Linked DNA regions of Homo sapiens: region 2 is linked to region 1. Evidence: read pairs that join two places in POLR2A ChIA-PET (ENCODE). Cell type or tissue: MCF 10A. All regions are shown on one strand. Region 1 overlaps JADE2 (jade family PHD finger 2). Region 2 overlaps CDKN2AIPNL (CDKN2A interacting protein N-terminal like).

Region 1 (4,000 bases):
GTGCAGTGGCATGATCTCAGCTCACTGCAGCCTCTACCTCCTGGGCTCAGGCAGTCCTCCCGCTTGAGCCCCCCAGGTAGTTGGGACTACAGGCAAGCCACCATAACTGGCTAATTTTTGTTCCACAAGCATTTCTTGAGTACCTGCTGTGTGTCAAACACTGTGCCAAAAGCAGGCACAGTGATAAACAGGACATATGCAGTCCCTGTCTTCTTGCAGCTTGACTATTAGAAGAGATGGACATTAAAAATATAATTGCACAAATAGGCTGGGCGTGGTGGCTCACACCTGTAATCCCAGCACTTTGGGAGGCTGAGGTGGGTGGATCACTTGAGGTCAGGAGTTCGATACCAGCCTGGCCAAGATGGTGAAATCCTGTCTCTACTAAAAACATAAAAATTAGCTGGGCGCGGTGGCCGGTGCCTGTAATCCCAGCTACTCAGGAGGCTGAGGCAGGAGAATCGCTGGAACCTGGGAGGCGGAGGTTGCAGTGAGCCGAGATCACACCACTGCACTCCAGCCTGGGTGACAGAACGAGACACCGTCTCAAAAAAAAAAAAATGTGTATATATAATTACACAAGTAATTATATTTTGTAGTGTGGTAACTGCTGGAGCTTTTCTCTTAAGTAACTAAATTTCCTCTTGGTGCCTCTTAGTTTGAAATACTCTGTGATACAGTAGTTCACCCCTTGAGAAAAGGAAGCAGAGAACCAAAGTCCCAGGATGAAGTGTTCAAATCTTAGCTACAAATCTTGAGATTGTATATTAAACCTTGTAGCCTGGTGTCTACTGGCCATGTGGTTAGTGCACAGTGAAAGTTGCCTTTTGTCACTATCTTTATTTGCTCTTGGAGGTCACTCATGCTCTGCTTTCTTGCAGAGTTCTTCCTAGGGAAATAGGTACAGAAAGCTAGACTTTTGAATGGTTGTGATCTGCAGTCTCAGAAAAAGACGTGAAGGCAAGGCCATGTGATGTGTTTCTGGAGAAGCGTCCCTACATCTGGGCAGAGCAGACTCTTTAGCCCCCTCCAGGGCTGCATTGGCACCCCTAGCACTCAGATTGGTGATTCAATTAGAGTTTGAAGCCTTTAAACATTTCTTCATACTGTTTGAAGAAGCTACAATTAACATCTCCTAAGCAGCTCAGCAGAACTTGGTTGCTAGGCAGCAGACCTTTAAAGACAATTTGTCAATTTCTGCCAAAAGAGAGAAAAATAGTAAACATTCACATTCTAAGAAAATTGCTTGTTTTCCAGCTTCCAACTTTCTTGCCACAGCAAGGCTTCTCGTTCATCAGTGTCCATTTTATTCTTTATTTAGTTTTCATAAATCATTCAAAGGAGTTTTAGGAGAACATTTAAGCCTTTTCCAAGCCTGCCTCCTGGAAATTCAACACAAAATGATGTTTAGGTTACAATTGGCTGCCATATTTGTGGGCAGTTTTTATATAAATGCACAGAGGCTCTTTTGGAAGGCATGGAGTACCCAGCTGTAGTCTTGGACAGCAACCAAAGAAGGAGGTGGCTGGCCCATGGAAGGATCTTGAGTCATTCAAGATTTCTCAGCACCTAGCATGTGCCAGACCCTGCTTGCACTGCTGGGCTCCAGCCCTGCGGCTCAGCCAGACCTCATTGAGCTCCCCTTCTAGTGGGGAAGACATGGCAAAAAACCAGGAGATTCTAACACAGGGGCCGTAGAACTTCAGACAAAGCCCAAAACCCAGCCTAGGATTGGGGAAGCCTTCCTAGAGCAGATGTGGGCTGGACTGAGACCTTAAGGATGAAGTGTGCCAGCTTTACTCTGGCAAGGGAGTAGTGTCCCAGGCAGCGTTCTCCCGTGTGCAAAGGGTTAAATGTGCTTGGGAGACTGCAAGTGCATCCGTGTGGTCACAGGGCCTCATTGGCTCTGCAGTTCAGTGTGGGCACAGTGGGAGGACAGTGGAGAGCGACTGGAGGCCTCGGAACTTGCAAAGACCACAGTCGGATTTGCATATTTCAACCCTTGGAGAAGTCACCTGATTTGGCATCAAGTTAACTCAAGGGCATTAGGCAGTGAGCACATGGCCAAAAGGGGCAGGAGTTGTGTTGGCCTGGGTTCATTTGCCACTTCCAGCACGCACACCTTGGGTGGGTGATTTAATTAACCCGAGTCCCAGGTTTCTCAACTGTAAAATAGGGATGATGGTAGTACTTACCTCACAGAGTGGGTGGAGGGGCTAATAATAGATTAATTCAGGAACAGCGTTTACACTGTCACTCTGCACACAGTCTCTGCAAGCATGGGCTGACACCATTAAGACAGTGCTGCCCTCCCTGTGCGTCCATGATTCCTGCCTGCTAGAGCCCGTAGTGTCCAGTCTGCCACCTGCTCCCTGCATGACCCAGGATGAAACGTGGAACTCTCTTGGAACGAGACTCTTTTGTCTTCCCACAATCTCCCTAACTGTAGTGGGAAGGGACTCTGAAGTTGACCCTGGGAGCCCTTCCTGCCCTGAGTTCTCAGTGCCAGGCCTGGTTCTGGGTCTGGACCACATCTTACCAGCTGGTGTGGTGGGACACTCTGGTCTCACCCACTCCAGCCTGGGCTGAATGCTGGTCCTTGAGCTTAAAGCCCAGCAGAACAAAGGCTGCCTGTTGCTCAGAGGCGCTTGTTCAGGTCCATGTGTTTGGGGATTTTGGCCACTGGGTATATCCATGAGGTATCTCATCCTGCTTATGGGGGTTCAGAAAGCACTGCCAGGAGCCAGCTAGGGGCCTCAGATTCATCAGAAAATTCCCCAGAGAGGCCCTCGTATGCAGTGCCAGGCACTGAGAATATAGCCGACAGCAGGACAAGGCATGGCAGGGGAGATGACAAGAAACCAGCAATGTGAGTCGACCAGGTACTTTTCAGGAGTGTAAGTGCTGGAAAGAAAATGAGGCAGGGGTGAGATGGAAAGTGGCTCAGTCAGGCAGTTGGCACTCCCTCAGTTGGTGATCAGGAAGGAATCCCTGAGGAGGCGACAGTTAAGTTACAGCCCAGGGCCGGGCGCGGTGGCTCACGCCTGTAATCCCAACACTTTAGAAGGCTGAGGCAGGCAGATCATTTGAGGTCAAGAGTTCAAGACCAACCTGGCCAACATGGTGAAACCCTGTCTTTATTAAAAATATAAAAACTAGGCCAGGTGCGGGTGGCTTACACCTGTGATCCCAGCACTTTGGGAGGCCAAGGTGGGTGGATCACTTGAGGTCAGGAGTTCGAGACCAGCCTGGCCAACATGGTGAAACCCCGTATTAAAAATACAAAAATTAGCCAGGCAAGGTGGCGGGCACCTGTAATTCCAGCTACTTGGGAGGCTGAGGCAGAAGAATCGTTTGAACCCAGGAGGCAGAGGCTGCAGTGAACCGAGATTGTGCACCTGCACTCCAGCCTGGGCAACAGAGCAAGGCTCTGTCTCAAAACAAAAAAAAAAAGTTACAGCCCAGGATGAGAGAACAGCAAAAGGTTTCTAACCCACCTATGCCTCTTTAGAGGGCACATAGTGACACTGGGCTATTGTAGGGTTGATTTCTGGGGCAGAATGATGCACTGTCCCAAGTGTGTGGTTCTCCATGGCTTCAGAGCAACAGGGCTTGGGATGATGCAGCACTTGGCTTGCTTGGGTGGGGAGAACGTTGAGGTAGTTATGAATCACTTTGGGGTCAGTTCTTCCTTGCCAGGTCCTGTGCTGGGGCCCACAGGGAAATAACCCAGCCCCAGCCCTACTGAGCTCAGGAGAGTCTCCAGAGGCCTTCGCTGGCACAGGCCCCTACTGAAGGGCCCCCTAAAAGCACGCAGTGCCTGAGTGTGCCCTTTTGCATTAACTGTCTTACTACTTGCTAATAAGATATGCAAATTATCTGGGCTGTGAAATCTTAGCCACATTCCATCTTCTGTTTAATTAGCATTTAATTGTAATCTGGTTTTAATTTTTTCACACTGGCACCCTAATTAAATGTTAGGGTGTTAGTCCTAACAATT
Region 2 (4,000 bases), 150 kb before region 1:
ACGATAGCCATAACTAGATGTTATAGGGCACACAGGTCTCAGATACCAGAAGCTGACAGTCTCCTTCCAGACATAAAGGGATACCCAGCAGAGATTCTTTAGAGCTGGAGAGCTGGGAAACACCAAATTATCTGACATTTAGGGTAACACAATTCTCATTTTTTATATGGGACAGTATGTATTTTACTACAAACTACAAAGACTCAGAGGATGGACAGTGACAGTTAATATGATTCCTCTCATTGCCCATAGGTAGGCCACCGATCCAAATGGATCCTGAGTTCAGACAGAATCCTTACCTCCTGATAAGGTTGAGTGAGGATTATTAGGTGAGCCACAGACTAAGGAATGTTTCAGAAAGCAGTTTTCTAGGTGTAGTTTGGATTTACAAAAAAAAAAAAAAAAAAGTTCTCCAGGCCAGGCGTGGTGGCTCACACCTGTAATCCCAGCAATTTGGGAGGCCAAGGCAGGCAGATCACAAGGTCAAGATATCGAGACCATACTGGCCAACCAACATGGTGAAACCCTGTCTCTACTAAAAATACAAAAATTAACTGGGCATAGTGGCGCATGCCTGTAGTCCCAGCTACTCGGGAGGCTGAGGCAGGAGAGCTGCTTGAACCTGGGAGGCAGAGGTTGCAGTGAGCCGAAATAGCGCCACTGCACTTCAGCCCGTGCGACAGAGAGAGACTCCATCTTAAAAAAAAAAAAAAAAAAAAAAAGTTCTCCTCCTATTTATTACTTGTCCCTTCCTATGATCTCACTCTATCTTCACTCCAAGTCTTCAGCAAGACTGTATATGAACTATGTGATAGAAGGTACTGTTTCAAGGCTGACAGTGGGCCATTTTATCTATACCACAAGTATTGCTGAAATGCAAACATTTAGATTTCTTTGCCACTTTCTATTCCAGAAATAAAAGATGAAATTCTAAAATACTGGTTAATTTTATATGTGAGATAGCCACAGAAATTGTAAAAGATGAGAAGAAAAGCAGTTTAAGTGAGGAAACAATGAGAGAAAACCTATTAGAAAATTGAAACTTGATTTTGATTAACTAGGAAGTCTTCAAAAACAAACTAAAGGAGGCTGGGTTTAGTAGCTCCTGCCTGTATTCTTAGCACTTTGGGAGGAGGATCACCTGAGACCAGGAGTTTGAGGCTGCAGTGAGCTATGATTACACCACTGCACTCCAACCTGGGTGACAGAGTGAGAGACCCCGGCTCTGAAAAAACAAAAATAAATAAAAGCAATTGAAGGGAAGTCATTCCACAATTTAAACTTGCTTTATGCAGTGGATGCATTCCTGAAAGGCTATTATTATTTTATCAGGGCTTCATATCATATAAAGAAATGGAATTCACGATGACAAACCTATGGAAATGCATTTTCTTCTTCTCTTTTTTTCATAGCTTCCTACTCAAATTAGGAAAATGCATTTTCTTTTTTTCTTTTTTTTTTTTTTTTGAGATGGAGTTTCACTCTTGTTGCCCAGGCTGGAGTGCAATGGCGCGATCTCAGCTCACCACAACCTCCACCTCCCAGGTTCAAGCGATTCTCCTGCTTCAGCCTCCCTGGTAGCTGGGATTACAGGCACGTGCCACCATGCCTGGCTAATTTTGTATTTTTAGTAGAGACGGGGTTTCTCCATGTTGGTCAGGCTGGTCTCGAACTCCCAACATCAGGTGATCTGCCTGCCTCGGCCTCCCAAAGTGCTGGGATTACAGGCATGAGCCACCGCACCCGGCCTCTTTTTTTTAAAAAAAAAAAAAGACAAGAATCTTGCTCTGTCGCCCAGGCTGGAGTGCAGTGGTGCAATCTCGGCTCACTGCAGCCTCTGTCTCCTGGGTTCCAGCGAGTCTCCTGCCCCAGCCTCCTGGATAGCTGGGATTACAGGCACATGCCACCACACCCAGCTAATTTTTGTATTTTTAGTAGAGACAGAGTTTCACCATGTTGGCTGGGCTGGTCTCAAACTCCTGACCTTGTGATCTGACCACCTTGGACTCCCAAAGTGCTGGGATTACAGGTGTGAGCCACCACACCCGGCCTGCAGGGTCCAATGTCTCTTATTTGCCACTATCACTAGTACCAAGCACAGTGCCTACCACTGTTGAGTGACCCCTCCTGTAATAAACTTACACTACTGCCTCCCAAATGAAGCCCCTCTCCCAGTATTTATGCCTAGACCTATTTCCTTAATGGTGGGGACTAAACAAGAAAGAGGAGCAGAGAGGGGGTACAGAACAGACACTTAGCTGAGGAACATTAAGACCAAAATCACAGAGCAAAGCAGGACTGCAACAAGTATTTCTTAAGAGGCTATGTGCAAGGTGGCTCCTCAAGTCTAGAAGACCCAAGCCTCAGGCTTCCTCCAGAAAAGCAGTCTGGGAGACAGAATTTACAAATCAACTGGCTGACCGGACGAAGCCCCGGAATCCTGTGTCAATTCGTTTTAAACTAAGGCCAGATGCTTTTTGGTAGGCTGCCTCTTCCCGTGAGCTGGTGGGTACTTCAAGTCTATGATTTGATTCTCATTTCTTAAAAAAGGATGAGTATGTGTGGTAGTTGGGTATGGTATAGGTATGGTATAAATTTCAGGTGGAAATAGGAATTAAAGGATCTGATTTGCCTTGGTGGGGGAAGAAAAAGGCCATAAAAGAGAATCGCACTTAAAGGTACATTGTTGAAAAATCTAAACTATAAAATTAATTACCTGCCATTATTACATCAACAACAAAAAGGCATTTTATTTTATTATTTTTATTTTTTTTGAGACGGTGTTTCATTTTTGTCGCCCAGGATGGAGTGCAATGGTGCGATCTTGGCTCACTGCAACCTCCACCTCCCAGGTTCAAGCAGTTCTTCTGCTTCAGCCTCCTGAGTAGCTGGGATTACAGATGTCCGCCACCATGCCCAGCTAATTTTGTTTGTATTTTTAGTAGAGACGGGGTTTCATCGTGTTGGCCAGGCTGGTCTCAAACTCCTAACCTCAGGTGATCTGCTCACCTCGGCCTCCCAAAGTGCTGGGATTATTATGGGCATAAGCCACTGTGCCCAGCCCAAAAAGGCATTTTAAACAAAAATTCTGACGTTTAAAAACTGAAAATATATCGCGCCACTGCACTACTGCCTGGGCAACAGAGCAAGACTCTGTCTCAAAAAAACAAAACAAAAAACAAAAAACCCTGAAAATATGAGCCCAGGAGTTCGAGGCTGCAATGAGCCAATACTGCACCTTTGTGCTTCTGCCTGGGCGACAGAGTGAGACCTTGTCGATAAGAAAAAAAAAAACCTGAAAACAGAAAAGAGGGCTTTTACAATGTTGATGAACTCATCTTAGAGTGCATGATTTATAAATACATAAATATCCATGCATACTTTTACAGTGATAACTCCTGGGAAAATGAGAATGTTAAAAAAGCCAATCTAGACAGAGTCCTTCTCATTCCACCTGCCTCTTTATGTTGGTAATACCAGGAGTCTTAAGAGAGCTGCTGTGGTCTATGTCACATTCATCCCAGCCTCCTTTCTAATCCTGTAGCTGATGATGAAAATGTGATAAATCTTCTGGCTTAGCTTTGATGCTGGGAAAAAAAGAAAAGAAAAGGTTACATAACCATGTAGTCCAGTGAATCAAATTCATCTTCATAAATTAAAATATAGCAGTGATGTAATATTTATGTACTATCCAGACAGTAAGTATACTCAGAAATTATTAATATTTTACAACATACAGAAAATTCAGCAAAACATTGACCACAGCATCCATTTGGAAGCCAGAACTTGATTTTCCTGTCTTGTCACTTGCAATCTATAAATGTTCACAATTTAAAGTGATAATGGAAATGCTTAAAATACAACTTTTTCTGGCATGCTTTGCAGTGAAAGGTTCTAAAAGCAGAGTCACACAAACACTTATTGTTCTAAATTAAAAGCAGTCAGTTCAGGTAGTAATTCACAACATTTCACATTGAGTCAGGATATTTAGATGTGAAGG

What was found. ChIA-PET counts read pairs that join two places held together with the same protein. Peaks named below come from ENCODE experiments on the same cell type or tissue, not always from the same donor. Only the 100,000 strongest peaks of a DNase experiment are listed, where the experiment ranks them.
Region 2: POLR2A ChIA-PET joins it to region 1 with 5 read pairs; 15 of 35 experiments call an interaction of 5 or more read pairs at or near these places.

What each region holds. Positions count from the first base shown.
Region 1 is chr5:134,546,220-134,550,219 of GRCh38, forward strand. All of the region lies in intron 3 of JADE2 (jade family PHD finger 2), which reads left to right. Among named protein-coding and RNA genes, the nearest start is that of JADE2, 23 kb to the left of the region's middle. RefSeq lists an enhancer at 2,234-3,233. In MCF 10A, no CTCF peak of the experiment used is centred here; a DNase peak (open chromatin) is centred at 1,522.
Region 2 is chr5:134,399,340-134,403,339 of GRCh38, forward strand. It overlaps CDKN2AIPNL (CDKN2A interacting protein N-terminal like), which reads right to left. Exons shown (of 3, transcript NM_080656.3): 3 at 2,726-3,587. The coding sequence ends at 3,576. Among named protein-coding and RNA genes, the nearest start is that of CDKN2AIPNL, 11 kb to the right of the region's middle. In MCF 10A, no CTCF peak of the experiment used is centred here; no DNase peak of the experiment used is centred here.